Linked DNA regions of Mus musculus: all the other regions are linked to region 3. The links are chromatin loops, found by intact Hi-C in ENCODE. Cell type or tissue: heart. All regions are shown on one strand. Links, peaks and the distances in the headings refer to the core of each region. The heading gives the core; the rest is flanking DNA.

What was found. Peaks named below come from ENCODE experiments on the same cell type or tissue, not always from the same donor. Only the 100,000 strongest peaks of a DNase experiment are listed, where the experiment ranks them.
Region 1: it touches region 3 in a loop (2.6-fold over the local background); 7 of 42 quality-filtered maps call a loop at or near these places.
Region 2: a loop joins it to region 3, with 5 times the contacts of the local background. A loop is called at or near these places in 3 of 42 quality-filtered maps.

What each region holds. Positions count from the first base shown.
Region 1 is chr12:39,738,550-39,746,531 of GRCm38, reverse strand. No RefSeq gene overlaps it. Among named protein-coding and RNA genes, the nearest start is that of Gm24434, 120 kb to the right of the region's middle. In heart, for the core only: no CTCF peak of the experiment used is centred there; no DNase peak of the experiment used is centred there.
Region 2 is chr12:38,126,403-38,134,384 of GRCm38, reverse strand. Dgkb (diacylglycerol kinase, beta) reads right to left here. Exons shown (of 26, transcript NM_001361686.1): 9 at 7,002-7,121. Among named protein-coding and RNA genes, the nearest start is that of Gm52011, 240 kb to the left of the region's middle. In heart, for the core only: a CTCF peak has its summit at 3,981 (motif pointing left); no DNase peak of the experiment used is centred there.
Region 3 is chr12:40,035,535-40,043,516 of GRCm38, reverse strand. It overlaps Arl4a (ADP-ribosylation factor-like 4A), which reads left to right and starts at 5,530. Exons shown (of 2, transcript NM_001039515.1): 1 at 5,530-5,679; 2 at 6,684-7,982. The coding sequence starts at 6,771. The coding sequence ends at 7,373. It overlaps Arl4aos (ADP-ribosylation factor-like 4A, opposite strand), which reads right to left and starts at 5,440. Exons shown (of 3, transcript NR_166749.1): 1 at 5,012-5,440; 2 at 3,697-3,830; 3 at 2,219-3,412. In heart, for the core only: CTCF peaks have their summits at 3,295 and 5,944; a DNase peak (open chromatin) is centred at 5,376; H3K4me3 peaks cover 1,170 bases; H3K27ac peaks cover 1,171 bases.

The sequences.
Region 1 (7,982 bases), core at 1,861-6,860, 300 kb after region 3:
AAAAGAAAAACATGAGAATCTCATTAGGTGAAGAAAAGGCCCTTGCTAAAATCTAACACTTATTCATGATAAAAGTCTTGGAGAGATTAGAGATGCAGGCATATTTCTGAACATAATAAAGGCAGTTTACAGCAATCCTATAGTCAAATAAAATTTAATATAGAGAAATATAAAGCAATTCCACTAAAATCCCAGGTCCTGCCAGGAGAGAGCTGTTCTCCTAGGACTGCTCTCACTCTCGGTTTCAGAGGTGAAATAACCACCCTCTCTTCAATAACTGTCCAAAGAGGGACTGGCCAGGAGTGCACAGGGCACAGGAACAGTGGAGCAGCTGGGACAGGATCCTTCCAGTCTTCATCTGTACCTGGGAGCTTGGGCTGTTCCAAAGGCTCTACCAGGTTCTACCAGGAGTGTTGACACAGGCTTACAGGCCAAGAGGAGGGACAAGCTCCAGCCAGAGACAGCAAGACCAAATGACACCAAAGATAACCAGATGGCAAAAGACAAGCCCAAGAAACTTACCAACATTGAGTTGGAATTTTGATGGGGATTGCATTGAATCTGTAGATTGCTTTTGGCAAGATAGCCATTTTTACAATGTTGATCCTGCCAATCCATGAGCATGGGAGATCTTTCCATCTTCTGAGATCTTTTTTAATTTCTTTCTTCAGAGACTTGAAGTTTTTATCATACAGATCTTTCACTTCCTTAGAGTCACGCCGATATATTATTTGTGACTATTGAGAAGGGTGTTGTTTCCCTAATTTCTTTCTCAGCCTGTTTATTCTTTGTGTAGAGAAAGGCCATTGACTTGTTTGAGTTAATTTTATATCCAGTTACTTCACCGAAGCTGTTTATCAGGTTTAGGAGTTCTCTGGTGGAATTTTTAGGGTCACTTATATATTCTATCATATCATCTTCAAATAGTGATATTTTTGACTTCATCTTTTCCAATTTGTATCCCCTTGATCTCCTTTTGTTGTCGAATTGCTCTGGCTAGGACTTCAAGTACTATGTTGAAGAGGTAGGGATATTAAAAAAAAAAAAAAGAAAGAAAAGAAACTTACCAACAGAAAGCAAGGCTAGGTGGCATCATCAGAACCCAGTTCTCCCAGCACAGCAAGTCCTGGATACCCCAAGACACCAGAAAAGCAAGTTTTGGATTTTAAATCACATCTAATGATGCTGGTAGAGGATTTTAAGAAGAATATAAATAACTTCCTTAAAGAACTACAGGAGAACGCAGGTAAACAGATAGAAGCCCTTAAAGAGGAAACACAAAAATCCCTTAAAGAATTACAGGAAAACATAACCAAACAGGTGAAGGAATTGAACAAATGATCCAGGATCTAAAAATGGAAGTAGAAACAATAAAAAAGAAAACCTAGTAAACCATCAAAGAAAATGCAAAATGCAAAAAGCTCCTAACCCCAAACATCCAGGAAATTCAGGACACAATGAGAAGACCAAACCTAAGGATAATAGGTATGGAAGAGAGCAAAGATTCCCAACCTAAAGGGCCAGTAAATATCTTCAACAAAATTGTAGAAGAAAATTTCCCTAACCTAAAGAAATAGATGCCCACAAATATACAAGAAACCTACAGAACACCAAATAGATTGGAGCAGAAAAGAAATTCCTGCTGTCACATTATAATCAAAACACCAAATGCACAAAACAAAGAAAGAATATTAAAAGCAGTACGGGAAGAAGGTCAAGTAACATATGAAGGCAGACCTATCAGAATTACACCATACTTCTCACCAGAGACTATAAAAGCCAGAAGATCGTGGGCAGATGTCATACAGACCCTAAGAGAACACAAATGCCAGCCCAGGCTACCCAGCAAAACTCTCAATTACCATAGAGGGAGAAACCAAGATATTCTATGACAAAAACAAATTTCCACAATATCTTTCCACAAATCCAGAAGTTATGAAACAAATGGATTTAACAGATATCTATAGAACATTTTATCCTAAAACAAAAGGATATACCCTCTTCTCAGCATCTCATAGTACTTTCTTGAAAAAATTGACCATATAATTGGTCACAAAACAGGCCTCAGTAGATACAAGAAGACTGAAATAGTCCCATGCAAACTATCAGATCACCATGGACTAAGTCTGGTCTTCAATAACAATAGAAAGCCCACATAAATATGGAGGCTGAGCAACACTCTACTCAATGATAACTTGGTCAAGGAAGAAATAAAGAAATAAATTGAGGACTTTTTAGAGTATAATGAAAATGAAGCCACAACATATTCAGATTTATGGGACACAATGAAAGCAGTGCTAAGAAGAAAACTCATAGTTCTGAGTGCTTCCAAAAGAGAAACTGGAGAGAGTATACACTAGCAGGTTGACAACACACCTAAAAGCTCTAGAACAAAAAGAAGCAAATACAACCAAGAGGAGTAGACAGCAGGAAATAATCAAACTCAGGGCTTAAATCAACCAAGTGGAAACAAACAAACAAAAAAACTATACAAAGAATCAACCAAACCAGGAGCTTGCTCTTTGAGAAAAATCAACAAAATAGATAAATCCTTAGTATCCAAATTAACAAAATCAGAAATGAAAAGGGAGATATAACAACAAAAATTGAGGGAATCCAAAAAAATCATCAGATCCTATTACAAAAGCCTATACGCAACACAACTGGAAAACCTGGATGAAATGGACAATTTTCTAGACAGATACCAGGTACCAAAGTTAAATCAGGATCAGATACGTAATCTAAACAGTCCCATAACCTCTACAGAAAAAGAAGCAGTCATTAATAGTCTCCCAACCAAAAAAAAAAAAAAAAAAAGATCCCAGGACCAGATGTGTTTAGTGCAGGGTTCTATCAGACCTTCAAATAAGACCTAATATTAATTCCACAAAATAGAAACAGAAGGAACAATTTGTTCTATGAAGCCACAATTAATCTGTTATTCCAGATGAATTTGCAAATTGCCCTTTCTAACTCTATGAAGAATTATGTTGGAATTTTGATGGGAATTGCATTGTATCTGTAGATTGCTTTCAGCAAGATAGCCATTTTTGCTATACTAATCCTGCCAATCAGAGACATCTATAATTAGTAGACAACCATCCCCTTAGCAGAGAATGAACCAAATAGAATGTCTTACATTGTTTCAAGGAAAGTGGCCAAGGGTCTGCATAGTTAATTGGAGTTACCCAGAATATATTAATAATTTGTTTTTGCTTCTTCACATCTTATTATACTTTACTAGTGTTGCTTTCAATAAGTAAAATTAATATTATAAATAATTTTATTGTGACTTACTTTATAGATTACAGAAGAGTGAAATTTCCTCAAGGGGACAAGGTGTTACTTCATACTTTTTCTCTGAATGCAGAAATAAAATGACAGGTTCTGTACTGCTTGACTATTTGCTCTCAGGTTTTCCGTAAGCTTGTTGTTTGTAGTGCTCAGAATTTAAAAGGATAAAGATGGAAAATATACTTCATAGGTACTGAGGAAAAGAAGAGCTGCCGATAGCTAAAGAACACGGTGAGCTACATAAGACTGCCCTTCTTTCCCTCTTACCTTCATTTCTCCCCTCAGCCCCATAAACCCCTCACATCTGCAGAAGGAAACGCACTTAATTCTGAAAGAACATTTCCACAATAGCTAGATAATGGACATCCATCTTGTGAATTGTTCTGTACAAAGCACTATGGGTTTTATAAGAAGCATCACAGCAGGTAATAGAGAGCCATTGAATTAAGGAAAGATGGTGGTAGTACAATCAAAAGATACTGTGGACTTCATGTCCATTACAAAGGCATCTCTGTTCAGCGTGGCTGTGGAGGCTACAGTCTCATCTGCTGGTACATCTGTGTCTTTGTATTTACATGGATGAATCACATGCTCATATCGGCCCGTGTGTGAAATGTTAAAAAGATAACATATGTGAGAAATAACTAGCTTCCAGTCCACAGGAAAGACGTCCCTGTCTTCCTTTTCTTTAAATTGCAATTCTTAGAACTTTCTAGAAATCCTGTTACCAAGCAGCCTCACTACAGAGCCAGAGGCAGGCATTGCTCAGAAGGATGGCTCGCTGAGGCTATTGTCTGGTTCCTAGAAACCCGGCCACCATCCATTCTCAAGACAGACCAGCATTCAAGTCAGAGCAGAGCAGAGTGGAGTGGAGCAGAGCAGAGCAGAGCAGGGCAGGGCAGGGCAGGGCAGGGCAGAGCAGCTGCCACATTCATGGGACTGCTTTCACAACGATGGAAAGAGAAAGAAGATGCAGGTTACACAGCTCGAGTTTGTTACTATAAACCTAGCTATTCCCACAGGAAGTCTTGTCTGCAATAACTTAAATTCTCTAATGGTCACCATGATAATATTCATCTAGTAAATTTGAAAAGTGTATCATTTGGCTAAAATTTTAGTAACCTCATGATCCTAAAAACGTGGTAAAAATAGTTAAAAGAGGGAAAAAAAAAGGATTTCATTATAATCGTAGTTTTCTTGGGAAGTGCTCTTTAACAGGTCATTTCTAGGTTAGAACACTCATGTTTGACTAACTTTTCATTTCCAGACTATTTCCCACAGAACTGTGCAATATCACACAACTCAAATACCTTAGAATCAACTCTTGTAATTAATCTTGTCTCCAATACTTCATTATTATATATATTTCTACATATACATGTACATTTGCACATACATATATACGTACATGTATACCAGCTAATAAAGGACATGATTTGAAAACCAGGAATCTCAAAGACGAGTCAAGTCAGTTGTGGTTGTTCAGTTTACCCAATTTAATTTACAAGGATGTGTTTGCCCTGTCGGGTTTTTTTTTTTTTTTTTTTTTTTTTGGTGATTGTTTTCATCAAGCTCTATAATTGCTGCTGCAGAGTGAATTCTCCCTCTCTCTCTTTTGTGGGGGCCTCAGCCTCCTCCAGTGCACAAAGGTCATGTCAGGTCCACAAAGAGTGGAAGGCTTTAAATAATAGGAGAGCAGTCTCATCAATTTGCTTCTATAGAGTTGAAAGAACCAAGAAGCGCTTTTGAAGTTTCCTGCTTTGTGGGTCTGAGTCACACACAGCTGTAGGTTCCAGGCTGTTTGTCTTAAAACTAAATGAAAGAGCTGAGCACCACGTTTGAGACCCTGTTTATTTTCTCTTGCTAGTTTGAGAGAATGTGAAGAAGAGACAAATCTCAGCGTGGTGGCTGGGCGTTTTCACCTCCAAGGCAACTGCTCAAACACCCGCCTGCTTTAAATTAGTAGGCAACGGCGCACCTTGCATGTGGACTCGCCTAAGATAATGTTTACCACCCAAGATGAAACCCATGTCCCTTCCATCTCCGTTTCTCCCCCTACTGGGAAAGTAATTACTAGAAACAAACTTGCTTTCTTTCACTTTACTTTCCTGCTTTCTCGTTCTGCCCCACCCTCTTGTCTTTTCTGTTTTTGGTTAAAAAAAAGTGGTTCAAGAGGTGGGGTGGGATAGGGGCTTTCTTTACTTCTCCACTCCCTGTATTGTTTGACCAACTTGCAATGTTACAAAGGGTTTTTTAAAGTCACCTTTTGATTTCTGAGCTCAGAGGTGTGGGTATCTTGCTGAGTGAGAAGGCCACCCTGAAGCTGTTTTTGGTAACTTTCTTCTACTTTCTAAAATGAAGCTCTTCTTTTTATTCAGAGACTTGAAGTTCTTATCATACAGAGCTTTCACTTCCTTAGTTAGAGTCACACCAAGGTATTTTGTATTATTTGTGACTATTGTGAAAGATGTTGTTTCCCTAATTTCTTTCTCAGCCCATTTATCCTTTGTGTAGAGAAAGGCCAACGGATTTCTTTGAGTTAATTTTATATCCAGCTACTCCACTGAAGCTGTTTATCAGGCTTAGGAGTTCTCTGGTGGAATTTTTGGGGTCACTTAAGTATACTATCCTATCATCTGCAAATAGTGATATTTTGACTTCTTCCTTTCCAATTTGTATCCTTTTGATCTGTAGACCTTTTGTTGTCTAATTGCTCTGGCTAGGACTTCAAGTGCTATATTGAATAGGTAGGGAGAGATTGGACAGCCTTGTCTAGTCCCTGGTTTTAGTGGGATTGCTTCAAGTTTCTCTCCATTTAGTTTGATGTTGGCTACTGGTTTGCTGTATATTGCTTTTATTATGGTTAGGTATGGGCCTTGAATTCCTGATCTTTCTGAGACTTTAATCAATTCTTCAAAGAGTTAGAAAGGGCAATTTGCAAATTCATCTGGAATAACCAAAAAACCTAGAATAGCAAACAATATTCTCAACAATAAACGAACCTCTGATGGAATCAACATCCCTGATCTCAAGCTATACTACAGAGCAATTGTGACAAAAATTGCATGATACACTGGCAGACAGGTAGATCAATGGAACAGAATTGAACACCAAGAAATGAACCCACACACCTATGGTCACTTGATCTTTGACAAAGGAGCTAAAACCATCCAGTGGAAAAAAGACAGCATTTTCAACAAATGGTGCTGGTCCAACTGGCAGTTAGAGTGTAGAAGAATGTAAATTAATCCATTCTTTTCTCCTTGTACAGAGCTCAAGTCTAAACGGATCAAGGAACTCTACATAAAACCAGAGATACTGAAACTTATAGAGGAGAAAGTGGGGAAGAGCCTTGAAGATATGGGCACAGGGGAAAAATTTCAGTACAGCAATGGCTTGTGCTGTAAGATCAAGAATTGACAAATGGGACCTTATAACATTGCAAAGCTTCTGTAAGGCAAAGGACACTGCCAATAAGACAAAACAGCAACCAACGAATTGGGAGAAGATCTTTACCAATCCTAAATCTGATGGGGGGCTAATATTCAATATATATAAAGAACTCAAGAAGTTGGACTCCAGAAAACCAAATAACCCTATTAAAAATGAGGTACAGAACTAAACAGAGAACTCTCAACTGAGGAATAATGAGTGGCTGAGAAGCACCTAGAGAACTGTTCAACATCCTTAATCATCAGGGAAATGAATCAAAACAACTCTGAGATTCCACCTCACACTAGTCAGAATGGCTAAGACCAAAAATTCAGGTGACAGCAGATTCTGGCAAGGATGTAGAGAAAGAACACTCCTCCATTGCTGGTTGGGTTGCAAGCTAGTACAACCTTTCTGGAAATCAGTCTGAATGTTCCCCAGAAAATTGGACATAATACTACCAGAAGATCCAGCAATACCTCTCCTGGGCATATACCCAGACGATGTTTCCACTTGTAATAAAGACACATGCTTCACTATGTTCATAGCAGCCTTATTTATAATAGCCAAAATCTGGAAAGAACCTAGATGTCCCTCAAAAGAAGAATGGATACAGAGAATGTTGTACCTTTACACAATGGAGTACTATGCAGCTATTAAAAACAATGAATTTATGTTTTTTTTAATGAAACTCATAGAAAAATGGACATATCTGGAGGATATCATCCTAAGTGAGGTAACCCAATCAAAAAAGAACACACATGATATGCACTCACTGATAAGTGGATATTAATCCAGAAGCTCAGAATTCCCAAGATACAATTTGCAAAACACATGAACCCCAAGAAGAAGGAAGAACAAAGTGTGGTTACTTCGATCCTTCTTAGAAGGGAGAACAAAATACCCATGGAAAGAGTTATAGAGACAATGTTTGGAACAGAGACTGAAGGAGTGACTATCCAGAGACTGCCCCGCCTAGAAATCCATCCCATAAACAACCACTAAACTCAGACACTATTGTGGATGACAACAAGAGCTTTCTGACAGGAGCCTGATATAGCTGTCTCCTGAGAGACTCTGCCAGTGCCTGGGAAATACAGAAGTGGATGCTCACAGTCATCCATTGGACAGAGCACAAGGTCCCCAATGAAGGAGTTAGAGAAAGTACCCAAGAAGCTGAAGGGGTTTGCAGCCCCAAAGGAGGAACAAGATAACCAGTACCCCCAGACCTCCCTGGGACTAAACCACCAATCAAA
Region 2 (7,982 bases), core at 1,861-6,860, 1.9 Mb after region 3:
CACTGTGCAAATGTGAAGACGCTGCGCTGCCTTGGTCTTGCTTCTATTTTCTATCTGAGAAAATAAAGGCACTCACTTTCCTTCTCAGGCCATGGTGTGAGGTTTCGTTACACAACACCTGTGAAGTTAATCTATCTCCCTGCAAATGGGTGTTATATAAACAGCAAATATTATTACCATCATGGTGTAGAAATTTATAACATCCAAAAATTGCAGCCTAAAGAACGAAGCCAATGTGCCTAGTTCCAGTGTTAGTTATTTCATAAAATATTGCCTTTTTTCTTCTTCTATATGCCAGAGATAACCCTATTCTGTGACTATTTCAGGGGAGACGGTTCAGTGCTGCCTGGGAAAGTCCACCATTAGGAAGAGTTAGCAGTTACACTTCCCCAAATGTTAGGTCTCAAAGCCAGAGATATGCCCCTACCCCCAAAAAATGCCCATTGGTTTCTTTTTTTCTTATTTGCTTGTTTATTCTAAAGTTCTCAAAAGTTTCATTTTGGGGCATTATTTCCCAGTATATTGATAATGTTAAAGTGAACCAAGGCTGCTCTAAGTGATGTTTATTGTCAAAGATTTTAAAGAGCTACATTACTGACTTCCCAGGCCAAACCCCACATCCCATTAAGTACCTTGAGAACATTGAAGAATGAATGTTGCAAGTTAGTTCCATTGTTAGATAATGTGCACTATCCTGTCCAATTATCTCTGAATCATTGCAGCATCAGTAAAAAGGAAACTGTTTTGATTAACAATAAAGTTGGGCTTTATTAAGTCTAGGGAAAAAATAATGTATTGAGAGATGTATTGACATCTGGGCCGAGTCAGTCAATTGCCAATTCCCAGACTACTTTCTGCACTCAGAAAAGGGGCCTGCCATCCCCAGGGCTCCGATCAAAGTGTCTACCATGTCGTCCTGCAAAGTATTATACGAAGTTTCATTTAATAACTTGTAATGAACTTCTGAATCTTGTTTAGTTTTGTAACTTCTTAATAGATTGATCCATGTATGGAGAGTGGGGGGAAACTTCCTAACCAAATTATACGTTTTAACTTTTACCTGGAAGGTGGAATTTCAGTTTTGAAATAGGATTTAGTTTAGTCAAAGCAAATCTCTGCCTGTCACCTCTAATTCTCATCAGGAAATGTATTACTTCTTTGTTATTAATTCAAGCAAAAGTAAGAAGAAAAATGTGCCCTTCCATGTTCTTAATCAAACACCCTTCCATGTTCTTAATCAAACACATAGTATATATTACATATAAAGACTAATTATCATATTTCTTTGAAAACATGTAATGAGATGAAAAAACTTCCATTCAAATTCAGCTTAGGCCAAAAGAGGCCACATCCAGGTACACAATCAAGACCTTGAGGTTCTCCCTGCTATGGCTGTTTGGCTAAAGGGTCCAGACTGTTTTCAAAATATTTATGTTTATAGAAGCACTGGAGGACATCTTTAAACTGTTGTCAAAACACCTCTTTTTGCAACAGGCAATAGTCAATTCAAACAGCTGGTGAAAAGTGTTAAAGGTAAGTGAGTGTGAGTGCCAAGTCCTAAATGGGACACCTTTATCCCTGCCATGCCAAGGCTCAAGGGACATGAATTGAGAAGAAAACATGGAAACAGTTCATGAGCTGATGTATGAGGAAGAACGTTATGAAATACTGTCTTCTGGACATCAAGGCTACTGCACTTCTGAACTCAACAGCATATGTGCAAACCTGCACAAGATTCGCAAATATCAAGGCAGCCAATATTCAGGTATGGATGGCTCATGAGATCTCATTCTGAACTGGGATGCTATTGGTGGCTGAGGCCTGCTAAAGCAGTGCTTCTCAACCTTTGTAATGTTGCAACCATTTCATACAGTTCTTTATGTTGTGGTAGCCACCAACCATAAGATTATCTTCACTGGTACTTTACGACTGTAATTTTGCTGCTATTATGAATTGTAATGTAAATATTTGTGATTTCTGATGGTGTCAGATGATCTCTGTGAAAGAGATGGTCAGCCCCATCAAAGGGTCATGACACCCAGGTTGATAACTTCAATGAACGCTAGGGTTTCATTCTTTAGGATTGTGGCCACTGGTGGAGTAGATTACCCCTGTTACAATGCATGGCCCTATACCCACGCATGGGAAAATTGCTCTGAGTTGAACTGGAGGTGAAATCGGGAGTAAAACTGATCATCATATATATATATATATATATATATATATATATATATATATATATATATACACACACACACATATGTGTGTGTGTGTGTGTGTGTGTGTGTATGAAATTGTCTCAAGAAATAAAATTTTTCTTGGTTTTGCTTTTGTATTTATTAATACAAAAGTCTCTAAAGAAGCAGTGGCTATTAACAAAGAGTAGCAGTTTTATTCACTGATACTTTAGAAAAGATTAGCCATAGTATTATGTTTCTGTCAGAGACCAGAGAGCTTCCTGCAAGTGCGGGCCACTCTTTGTACTCACTGATGATGCTTAAAGTGTGTTAAGTAAACTTCTGGGCCTGGTGGAGATAAAGCCACACACAGCACTTGTAGGGCTCTCAGGAAAATGGACAAGGAGAGCAAGGCTTGCTGGAGTCAATAGCACCAGTTACTGAGTACTGTCAGAGCCAAGGTTAAGGTCCAGCTAGAATCTATGGGCCAGTTCTCAGTGTGTCTCCATCCCTGTGGAAGTTTGTCTACAGAGCTCAAAGCTTTGAGACCTGCACAGAGAACTTGGCTGTCTGTCAGGATTTCAAAAGGATAATATTCTGAAGTGAATTCTAGTGAAACTAGGCCCTTTCTTTTTGAATGTTCTAAAGAGAGCTTTGTTTCTATGCTTCAAGATGAAAAAGGGTGAAGATGAAGATTACTATTATTAACCACTTCAAGTAAACCTTGTATATCAATGCCCTTGGGAGATAAAATTTTCATTCTTTTTTTTAATATAAATCTGAGTCATATAAGAGTCTAGCAAAAATTCAACCCAGAAAACAAACAAACAAACAAACAAACAAACAAACAAATAGAAAAGAAGCAAATGAACAAAAAAATCCACTTTATTTACTGACAAATCCTGATAAGGGAGGGCATAACTACATGAATAAAAAAGCTATGAAAACTCCTAATTTCCTTTCACTGTGATACTTTGTCCTTTACTGATTAGTTTGTTTTGAAATTTGTAAAGTCTCTAGAATCTCTCGGACGAGAAAATAAATTGTATCCACTCTCTACTAATTCGGTCAGCATCAGATCCTGAGATTTTATGTAGCAGAGTCTACACTCTTGAAAATGAGGAAGCTAGATGAAGTGTGTGGAAGAGAACCAATGAAGTACAATCACATCGTCAGTGCCATGGTTCCCATTCAAATCAAGCTCACCCAGGAGACCACTCTTGTCTGTGTCATCTCGATGGCACTGCAGTTACTTTCAAATATACTATGGCATTTAGCACATGTGGTTAATTAGCATCCATTCCCCACAATCATAACTGACAATACACAGGAATATCTAGGACAATTTATTAAGGCAGACTTTTTATGAGTGGCCAACTTCGAGATGAATCACGCAGATTTACAATAATAGCCTAACGCCAAGGTAGGGGAGAAGGAGGGCACACGGTGTCATAACTCGAGCTCTCTGTGAGCGGTAGCACATTAGCTGCTTGCTGCAGTGAAGTGAGTCTCACTTCCTAAAATCAGTGGCTCTCATCACTCAAGGGTCTCAGTTCTTTTCTTGCTTTTTCAAACATTTGCTATGTCTTCTAGAACATGAGACTATTTCTGCTGTATACGGTGATTGGGTATTACAGGAGTTATTCATTGTACTAAAAATGATTTTAAATTTTTGTACTATATGTTTATAAAAGCACGAAAGAAGTGAAATTTCTTTTTTACAATTGTTCTTTACAGGGGGTGAAATTCTCTATTCCCATATTTAAAAGAGCTCTCTTCATATTAAGCAATGTAGCCCTGCCATCTAGTGGCTACAATTGGGAACACAGTCCCAATTTCAAAGGAAATAGTTCATATTGATCTCTGTTCATTGAATGATATTGTTACACCCAAAAATAAAGCATTTAAAATACAGTTATAGCATTAAACTACATATGACTAACTGCTACGATATCAAAGTTAAAGATCATCAACTATTCACACTAAAATGAAAAGGTCTATTACTTTAAAATACCATGATTTAAATTCTTATAGGCCTGTAGTTTAAAAATGCTATGGTTTTGTAATTTTACCAAGCATTCTATAAAATAACTTTTAAAGAATTGCTAAATAAGTACCTCCAAACAAAAATACTTTCTCAAAAAATTTTTTGCCTTAAAATACAAATAACAAACTCTCCCCTGTGATGGGTTCCTTCCCTTGTTTCAGAAAGCAAAGTTCTTGCTTCTGCTCTGTTTTCTTTTTGTGAAACTGGGCCTGGAACTTGTGGTCTAAGGCATGCTAAGCAGGTGTTGACCCACTGTGGGACAGCACCTGCTCCAGACAACCAAATGTCCCACACATATCTCTCAGATTTCTGCCTACGCTTGTATTATCCACGTATTCCACTTAGAATATACAAATTTCAATTTTGAAATATTGAGGTTAATTTCTGGAAGGCGGTGTTTTTGCAAGTCTTCGCATAAATCAGTGAGCAGCTGCACTCCCCCACCATAATCCTTAACCATTAGCACGTTCTTGTTCTCCTTTTGTGTTTTTCCTAGCTAGCCTGCTGACATTATGCTTTTGTGTAACGCTTATAAAAATTATGGGATGTATGACAAATTATCATAAAAATTAGAGATCACATATAACATAGAAAGTAAAAAGCTTACTGACTCATTTATTTTCAAGGTGAATGAATGTGTTATTTCCTTTGTGTGTGTCTTTCTTTCTTTCTTTCTTTCTTTCTTTCTTTCTTCCTTTCTTTCTTTCTTTCTTTTTTCTTTTCTTTCTTTTTTTTTTTTTGATGTACCAAGTAGGAGATTTATTAGGGCTTCATAAGGAAAAACTAACAAGGAGGATAAGCTTAATGAAGGCCACAAACAGGTTGCTAAACGGGCAAGTTGCAAACTGAACAGGGAATCCAACCAACATAGCAAGCAATGCCAACCTTCTTACTTCTGCCTTGGTATAGTGGCACCCAAAGTTGCTTCTTCACACACTGCTTGTTTTTACTCTTCTATTTATTTATTTTTTTAATTAGGCATTTTCTTCACTTACATGCCCAGTGCTATCCCAAAAGTCCCCCATACTCCCCCACTCCCCCACCCACCCACTCCCACTTCTTGGCCCTGGTGTTCCCCTGTACTGGAGCATATAAAGTTTGCACGACCAATGGGCCTCCCTTTCCACTGATGGCCGATTAGGCCATCTTCTGATACATATGCAACTAGAGACACAAGGTCTGGGGAGTGCTGGTTAGTTCATATTGTTGTTCCACCTATAGGGTTGCAGATCCCTTTAGCTCCTTGAGTACTTTCTCTAGCTCCTCCATTGGGAGCCCTGTGATCCATCCATTAGCTGACTGTGAGCATCCACTTCTGTGTTTGCTAGGCCCCGGCATAGTCTCACAAGAGACAGCTACCTCTGGGTCCTTTCAATAAAATCTTGCTAGTGTATGCAATGGTGTCAGCGTTTGGAGGTTGATTATGGGATGGATCCCTGGATATGGCAGTCTCTAGATGGTCCATCCTTTAATTCTCATCTGAGGAATACCAAATGACTGAGAAGCACCTGAAAAAATGTTCAACATCCTTAATCATCAGGGGAATGCAAATCAAAACAACCCTGAGTTTGCACCTCACACCAGTCAGAATGGCTAAGATCAAAAATTCAGGTGACAGAAGATACTGGTGAGGATGTGGAGAAAGAGGAACACCCCTCCATTGTTGGTGGGATTCCAAGCTTGTACAACCACTCTGGAAATCAGTCTGGCGGTTCCTCAAAAAAATGGACATAGTACTACCAGAGGATCCCACAATACCTCTCCTGGATATATATATAGAAGATATTCCAACCAGTAAGAAGGACACATACTCCACTATGTTCATAGCAGCCTTATTTATAATAGCCAGAAGCTGGAAAGAACCCAGATGCCCCTCAACAGAGGAATGGATACAGAAAATGTGGTACATTTACACAATGAGTACTACTCAGCTATTAAAAAGAATGAATTTATGAAATTCCTAGGCAAATGGATGGAGCTGGAGGGCATCATCCTGAGTGAGGTAACCCAATCACAAAAGAACTCATACAATATGTACTCACTGATAAGTGGATATTAGCCCAGAAACTTAGAATACCCAAGATATAAGATATAATTTGTGAAACACATGAAATTCAAGAAGAACAAAGACCAAAGTGTGGACACTTTGTCCCTTCTTAAAACTGGGAACAAACAAAACACCCATGGAAGGAGTTCTTTTTTCTTTTTATAATCTTTCTGTGACTCATGCCTTTTTGACAATACAGGAGGCAGGGCCTGGATCTCTGTACTTACCAGATAAGCTTTACCATCAAGCTAATTTCTGAGCTCTCAAAATGAACAAATATGCATAAGAACAGAATGTTGAATGACACCATTTGTATTTAATATTTTATTCCATTATTTTAATGATAATTTCTATGTGTGTTTCAAGTTTTCTCCCTCTGACCATGCCTGAAATCCCATTGGTCTTCTGAACAACAAGATGAGAGCGACAGTAAAAGAACTGGGAAATCAAGATGAATATTAGATGAACGCTCATCTCCTTAATCCAATTTATGTATTCCTAAAGCTGGAGCCACTCCTAATCCCTAATCCATGTGTGTGTCCTGTCTCCACATGCGCAGCATAGTTCACATCTATTTGTGCTTCACACAATTGCGCCATGGGATTACTAGAAGTTGAGCAACTTGTTACAGGCTCAATGATAGAAAATGATCTGGGCAACTGATCACCAAATGTTGCCAAAGAACTTTCTACTGACCCAGTCACTCTCCCTCCTCATTGCAAAGGCTTACATTCTCCAAGCCCAGCAGGACTAGAAGTGGGATAGTTGTCATTCCTCCTTGAATCCACTCCTCCAGAGACACAGTGCCATCCCGGTCATAGTCAATTTCTTCCATCATTTCATGAAGGATCTGGAAAAGGAGATGGGGGAAGTAGTCAAGGAATTGATTTTTAAAATCCTTGTAATTCAACAAAACACTTTCTCTAGCTGGTGATACCAGACTGTGACTAGAAACTGAGTGAGAGTGGAGAAACCTGTCCTTAAGTACGTCTACTAATCCTGTGCTCTAGAACTTGGCTTTCTGTGCTGATGAATTTTTAGAAATAGGCGCCCAACTTTTAAATAGCACCCAAGAGAAATCAGCAAAGAAACAATTAAAAGGTACTTTAAATTTAAAGGGGAAAGCAGTTTCTAACGACTTCTTCAAGATCACCTCTTAAGTTTATATATATGCCAGAAAGTGTCTGGAAAAATTAACATCAGGGCAAAGAGCTCAAATAATTCTTTGTCATGTAGTAATGAGCGAGGGAATAAAGCTCCTTTTAATTGCCTATAACAATTTAACAGAGTCCAAACCTGATCATATTTAGTAGGGCTTCTTTGAAGATGGCTTGCAACCAATGTTCAACAATGTGTGATTGTGTTAAAGTTGTTTCTTTAGAGTGTGGTGATAATATGGATCCTTACTTTAAATGGCTGTAAGGATATAATGAGGAAATGTATTATAAGTTAAAGACCTCTGGCTGATACAGGAATGTATATAATATAAATTATACACAAGTTTCAACTATGCTATCTTTGTTTGCTGGAAAGGCCAACAAACTTCTCGTCTGGTTAAATCAGGAAGGTAAATATGATAGAAACTATAAAGTAGAAAGAACATGTTGTCTTTAAACAATAAGGGTATTTAAATCAGTTTAGAAAATACATTCAAGCAGCAGGAGAATACAGATGTGAAAAGATGCTATACATGTGGTATTGAATTGGAAGT
Region 3 (7,982 bases), core at 1,015-6,014:
CTGAGTGCCCGTCATTGACTGTCCAGCCCTCATTAGCACACCTTATTCCCAACTCAGACCAAAGCCACACTATGTACTAGAATGCTTCTTGATGAAGATTAATAACTGCCACCTGCGCTGTTGGAGGTGAGGCTGTACACCTGCTGCAGTCAGGTTGAAGGGCATTGACCGACCTGCTTGAAAGACAAAGTCAAGACCGTGAAAAGTAACAGTATGAAAGCTTCTTTGGTACTTTGGAAGTCCAGGTACTCCATTCAATAGCAATTTAGCAATGATCAAGCTTAGACTTAGAGCTCCCGGTGTGGGGGAGGTGGCTGCAGCTTCTATGGGAGTGGAGGCTGTGCTCCAAATTAACTTTGCTAGGTAATTAAGATTTTAGCTGTCTTCTCTAGGAATCTCTAATACTGGAATTATTACTAGACCAGTCCAAGATTGAGTTAGAATAACTGGTCACAATGAGGGAAGGAGAAGAATCACTATAATTCTTTCTTGTGACTAATCTTTCTAAGTCAGATTACAGGGTCTCTACTGTTCTAGGTTCTATAAGGTTTAAAAAGCTTGAAGCAAGGCAGCTTAGCTTGTCCAAACTGGGAAAATGTCAAACAAAGGTGGGTCAAAAACATATACCCAATTCAGCTTTCTTGTCACTACAGTCAGGGCACTCAGTGAACTCACCTGTCTGCTTGTCACATGAATTAGCCGTCATGCTTCTGCAGTGTTCTGTGAAGAGAATCTATGCTTTTCCCTTTCCCAACAAGGGAAGAGAAGAGATCAGATCAGGATCAAGATTTTATGCCAATAAGTAGACCCTTTTCATCTCACCTAGACATGATTATGTCTGGTTTTTAAGATACTATGAGGCATTTATTAAGTTCTTTGACATCCAATTTTCAAAATTCTTAAAATAAAAGTATGATTTAAATTATGTGCACGGGGACATATTAAATAATGTGCACAGGGATATAAATAATTCACAATAAATAAAGGACCACACAAATAACGAAATATTAGTTTCTCCTAATTAGATTCATATAGCAGAAGAATCTTTTTGTCTATTTGTGAAAAAGGCAAATTTTAAAATGTAAAAGCATTAGGACTCATTAAGGGGTGGTTTCAGATTTATCAGCCCACTCTTTAAAGAATCCTGGGGTGGTTTTGATCCTTGCAGAGTGGTCTCTGTTTAAACACACACACAAAACATTAAACTGTCAAACACAAGTAATAATCTAAAGTGAAAGGTATTAGAGTGAATACCAAGAGAGGCGAAGAAGGCTCTTCTCAAACAAGGTAATGCATTCCCAAGCTGACACACTGGCATTCTTTCAAAGCATTTTGGCATATCTGTGCAATATTTACACAGGAAGGGCAGAAAGACCCAGCAGCTCACTCTCAGGAGGGGTCAACCTCCTTTCTCTTGACTCCAATGGAGAATGCTTAGCTTAGTCAGATGGAAATCCTCTTATCTGTGTCTTGAAGAGCCATTTATAGACCTACTGCACTGAGTCAAGCACAAGCCTTAGTGTGTGCGTGTAGCTGTCTTGTGTAGCTGCTCTGGAACTCACCCTGTAGACCAGGCTGGCCTCAAACTCATAGATCCACCTGCCTCTGCTACCTGAGTGCTGAGATTAAAGTGGCATGTGCTACTACCACCACCCAGCTTAAAATAGGTAATTTATAAACACAAGAGTTTCAAGTACTTCATAGCCTTGGAAGTTCAAGAGTATGGTGCAGATGTCGTCAGCTGTGGTGGAGGGCTTCAGGGCAGAGGTCTTCAGAAAAGGGGAAACATGGAGAAAGAGAAAGTAAGAGATAGAGGACAAACCAAGCTCATCCTTCTTTCTAATAGCCCACTCTAGTGATTAGCTATTTGATGCCAACATGGTCCTGTCTGAGGGCAGTACCATCATGATCTAATTACCTTCATTAGGTAAATCTCTTATGGTTTTCATCGTCTCCACACCAACACACTGAAGACTAAGCATTGAGTACACAGCACAAGCAAGTCCAGAGCATATTCACTTACATATAATTGCATATCTGTATTTTTCTATATATTATTGTGCTACAATAAAGTAAAATAAGAAATTAAATACACATTAATACTGTGACTCATATTTCTCTGCAAAACTGTGTAGGGCAAAAAAAAAATTAGGACTACATTGAGAAAGGTCACCTTTCTTTCCTTTTCTCTTTCTGTCTGTCTTTCTTTTCTTTCTTCTTCAATATTTATTTTTTTATTTTATGTATGTGAGTACAATGTAGCTGTACAGATGGTTGTGAGCCTTCATATGGTTGTTGGGAATGAAATTTTTAGGACCTCTGCTCACTCTGATTGGCCCAGCTTGCTCCAGTCAACTCTGCTTTCTCAGTCCCTGCTCACTCTGATCCAAAGATGTATTTATTATACATAAGTACACTGTAGTTGAATTCAGACCCACCAGAAGAGGATGTCAGATCTCATTATGGGTGGTTGTGAGCCACCATGTGGTTGCTGGGAATTGAACTCAGGGCCTTTGAAAGAGCAGTTAGTGTTCTTAACTGCTGAGCCATCTCTCCAGCCCTCACCTTTCTTAATATAATAGAGATCAGAGACTAGTCAACATTGACAGAGCATGACTTGAACCATGGTAGTTTGGCTCCAATGTGTAGTGTGCCAATTCCAGTGAATTGAAACACTTCAGCCTGTTAATAAAAACCTTTTTACTGAGATCTGCACCAGAATTTGGAGCAGGTTTCCTGGAGAGAAAATATAGAACAAGATTCAGAGAAACTGAAGGGTGAGAGTCTTCTTGCATTATGATCTTTTTAACCTACCAGTATCCAGCAGGCACACTGACCTTCTCCTTAGCTCTGTCAGAACGAGAGGGGAAATCTTGGGGTACATTGAGAAATTTTGAGAACAACAGCAATGGACCCTCACGCTTTCTGTCTTAGAGGGAGAACAAACATCAGAACTGTTCTGATATTGGAGATGTGGTTAAAAATGGAAACAGTGTCAGTTCACCAGCATAGTTATTGGAAAGGAAAACTTATACATTTTAAAAATAGTTGCTCAAGATGGCTTGTCATTAGTTAATCAGAACACCTTCTTAAATATGATCATCAATCCCTGCTTCCTCTTTTGATGGTTCTGACAGGAGAGGTCTTGAGCTGAGTCTGGAGAACTGAAACTAAAAAGTGAAAGTTGTCAGGCCCTAGTGTCTGCCTAACCTTGTCAGTGTCTCAGGAGAGTTTCAAACTTGCCCATATTTAGGTAGATGCAAACTTAACAGCTGTAGTTTCAAACACATTACAACAGATGGCAGTGCTGCCCTCAAAAAATAAAATCTCCCACAGACCCTCCAGATGTTCTCCAGGACACCTCAGGATGCAGCAGTGCAGGTCTTCAACTGCAGCACAAAGGTAACTCCTTCTGGAACAAAGAGCACCTAAGTAAAACACCTACATGGGCTCCGTGCAGCAAAATGAAGAGTGGGATTCAGAAATTTTGTGGCTTTTTAATCATTTGCTGCTGTTTTTATATGGATATTATTGCTTATAGATAAAGCATACAAAACACTTTTCTGTATAGCAGTAGATGCCAAATAATTGAAGCTTTTTAGGGGCACAGATGGTCTGTCTATATTAAATAGTCTTTCTTTCCGTTGGAGTTCTTAAAGACACGTGAAAAATACTTATCTCTCAAATTGAACTCACAGGCTGCAGGCTGCTAGTGGCCGTTCTAGTCAAAAGCTCAGAGTAACACACTGAAGTGCAGCTCAGCAAGATGTTTTCTGCAAGGCTGGATGGAGTCTCACTGTTGTCAGATCTCACCTGCTTTGTGTCTATGACTGCAAAAATGGAACCGAGCATGAAATACCTGTAGGATCTTGATCTCAAAAATACTATAAATGGTGCAGTTTTACCTTAAATTATTTAAGGAGATTTGCAAGCAATTCAAGCTTAATAAAGAATCTCTGTTAAAATTCCCAAGGAGAGCAGTTCTTGAACAAAAGCTTTTCTCCCTTTTTATGTTAATAACTGTAACTGGCTAATGAGAGCCCATACTTAGTTACAATCTTTAGTTCAGATTACATTCAATAACTTTATAGAATATGCCATTTGAGATTTTTCTTCCTAAATTAATGATGCTGTCTTAAAGCTAGGCACTGTGCTTATTATTCCTTAGATTTTTATATCAGCTATTAAAAACAATGGAAATAAGGTGAGCAGTGGTGAGGGTGGTGCATGCCTTTAATCCCAGCACTTGGGAGGCAGAGGCAGGCAAATTTCTGAGTTTGATTCCAGCCTGGTCCAGGGCTACATAGAGAAACCCTATCTTGAAAACCAAAACCAAAAATCAAACAAACAAAACCAAAAACCAAACCAAAACAAAACAAAAAACCCCAAACCCAAACAAACAAGCCCCGAAAACCAAAACAACAAAACAACAGAAAAACTAAACCACAAAGAAACAAAAACAACAGAAAGAAGCCCAATCCTTTCTACTATTCATAAAATAAATACTACTGGCTATGGTAATTTTAAGATCAGGAAATTTCTTAGGAAAGTTACAATCTATCTATCTATCTATCTATCTATCTATCTATCTATCTATCTATCTATGTATCTATTGAGTCACGGTTTACTACGTAGCCTTGGCTGGCCTGCAACTCTCTATGTAGACCAGGCTGGCCCTGAAGCATCCAGATCTGCCTGCCTCTGCCTCTCAAGTGCTTGGCCAGAATCTAGTTTAAAATACACTTTTAAATTGCACTATTATTATAGCCTTCCAGATAAAAATTTCTTGTAGGTTCTACCAAGCTTTAAAATGCCCTTTGTTTGTTTTTCTAAACATCTTTAAAAGATTGCTGGTCACGTTTTATAATTGGTTCATGACCAATTTGGTTCATTCTGTTTTTACAAAGACTGGAATATTCACAAAAACGACAGTTTGCCTCCTAAGGCCAAACATAGTGGTACACAATTACACTATGGAGCCCAATGTGCTTTACCACTAGTCATAAGTTACCAGCTGCAGCTTCATCACCCGTTCTTCTTGGGCTACTGGAAATATTTAGCGTTTCCAAAGTGCGTTTCTTCCTCCTTAATAGGGGCATTGGTTCCTGTTCCAACTTGTGGGGCGTAGACTCACTTAGGAGGTAGCGCTTGGCTTACAAAAGGTAGGCTACCATCCTAGCCAGCACATGCTAGGGAGGGCGGCAGCGCAGACTCCCCCAGGCTGCCTTGTGACGTGACGTAAGGGACCCACCCGGCCAGTGTCCTCCAACATCAAGGACCCTGAATCAACACCGCGGTCGCCCAGAGGCCGCCCTAGGGTGACAGGAAGAGGGGCGGTACCGGCGACGCCCTCCCGCACCCAGCCTGGGGCGGCAGAAAGACCGAGAACCCGCGGCCGAAGCCCCGCCCGTCTGCGCCGGCGGCGGGCGCCGAAAGGGTTGGAACGTGACCTTGTTTGGGCGTTGCTAGGAGACGCGGCCAGCACGCGCGCGCGCGACCCCCGCGGGCAGGCGCGGCGCGAGGGGCGGAGCCGCGGCCCGGAGCGAGGCTGGCGAGCACCGTTAGCCCGGCTGGCGCGCGGCGTCGGCCCGGCCGCCGTCAGGCCTCGCCGCTGCCCGGGGACAGACTCCCCGGCGGCTGACAGCCGCGGAGGCGGGACGACGGAGGACCGTCAGCCAGGTGAGTGGCGCGGGGTCATGTTGGAGAAGAGGCCTGCGGCGGGGCGGAGGCAGTATTGCCGGAGGCGTTCGGTGTGTAGAGGGGCTGGCGCGGCCCAGCGAGCCTGGGCGCACGGCGAGCTGAGGCGCGGTGGGCCGCTCCCGCCGCGTAGGGCCGCGTCACCGTGGCCCATGCTGCAGGTGCGCGAGGCGGCCGAGCGACCGGACCTGCAGCAGGGGCTCGGCGTCCTTTGCGATGCCTGCTCGTTTCCCACTCAGGGCAACAGGTGGTGCCGGAGGGCCGAGAGCGAGCCCTGGCGCTGCCGCCCTGGGAGTGGCAGGCACCCTTGCCAATTAGGGCGCCGGGGCGGGAGTGGCAGGGCGGCCCTGACGCGCTGACCAATGGGATCGCGGGGCCTGGGTGGGCCGTGAGGGTGGGCGTGGCCAGAGGCCGAGTCTGGGCTTCCCTGTGGGGCGTCCGCCAGAGCGGCGCGGAGGTCTCGGTTGAGAGGAGCTGTGGCGTGTTCCTCGCGGGGAGAGAGAGAGAGACACATCAGCCAATGTCCCTCCATTGGAATCCCGACTCCAGCCCGGGAGGTGAGAGCTTTGGTAGCGGGGACGGAGCCAGGAAAGTGAGCCTGGGTGCCGGGTGAGACGTGCCTGGTTAGATCTCCCAGATAGGGCTGCTTTTTTTGAGTTTTCTGCTAAGAAAAGGCACTTTAGTGGTGGATACGGTGACCGGCACCAGATAGTGGCGCCTGGGTTGTCTTCAGAATGAGCTTTTGAGGTTCGGGGATCGTAGAGAATAGAGAAAAGTACACGTTACTGCAGTTAGAGTGGATCGAAGAAAGCCTTTGGGTGACAGTTAGGCATCGTTTGTTTTGGATTGAATACATCTACTACCTCATCTGGTGTGTTTACTCACAGCAAGTTTTATTAAGTCCCTCATGTGCTTATTTTTGGCGAAAGTAGAGAAACCCCATTTTTAATGTGCTCACAGTAATAACTTACTCATTTCCTCCCCAGCAATCGCGTAGCCCGATCACCCAGGAAGAGAAATTGTAAGCAGATAAGAAGAACGCGTTCAGTTTGAGACACCATTTGCAGCTGGAAATGGGGAATGGACTGTCAGACCAGACTTCCATCCTGTCCAGCCTGCCGTCCTTTCAGTCCTTTCACATTGTTATTCTGGGTTTGGACTGTGCTGGAAAGACAACAGTTTTATACAGGCTGCAGTTCAACGAATTTGTAAATACCGTACCTACCAAAGGATTTAACACTGAGAAAATTAAGGTAACCTTGGGCAATTCCAAAACAGTCACTTTTCACTTCTGGGATGTAGGTGGTCAAGAGAAGTTAAGACCACTGTGGAAGTCATACACCCGATGCACAGATGGTATTGTGTTTGTGGTGGACTCTGTCGATGTTGAGAGAATGGAAGAAGCCAAAACTGAACTTCATAAAATAACTAGGATATCCGAAAATCAGGGAGTCCCTGTGCTTATAGTTGCTAATAAACAAGACCTGAGGAACTCGCTCTCTCTCTCAGAGATTGAGAAGTTGTTAGCAATGGGGGAACTGAGCTCATCGACTCCTTGGCATTTGCAGCCCACCTGTGCAATCATAGGAGATGGGCTAAAGGAAGGACTCGAGAAACTACATGATATGATAATTAAAAGGAGAAAAATGTTGCGGCAACAGAAAAAGAAGAGATGAATGGCAGTACCTTTTATATTGGTGTGGAATAGGTTTTCCTGGGTCTGATTTCTGACAAGCTGAAGAGTGTCTACAGCCTGGTTTGCCTGTCTGCCCTCATGGATGCTATTAAAGCTTTGTTTTGTTGAACAGTCAGATACCCAACTCTGTTGCCTTGTGGAAGATGAGTCAATGCAATGCTTCTTAAAGTGGTCTCTTCTCCCTGACCCACAAATCTTTTGGTACTACCATTTTGGGAAGTCAAAAAAGGCTAGTAATTGACCAGAAAACAATTTTGTGGAAATTTGACCTGAAGTTAGTGAAATAAAACTTTGAAGAGTGTATGCCCTAGTGTTTTGTGCTTGTATCTTTTGGGGGGAAGCCTTTGCCAAGAAATTGCAAACGAGGCTTTGTAAACACAAAATGCTAATGAATGGAAATGTTAAGGGAGATCAGTGTGTACACATGCACACACAGCTAAGTTGAACACGCTGCGATAAGAAGGAAGTATTTTTTCTGGAGGTTTTGACAAGGTGGTTTTTAACGTTATTCTGGAAACAATTTAATGCTATCTCTTTAATTCTAGAAAATGTTTAATTTAGTTGGTCTAGCATTAATTAAAATATTTGG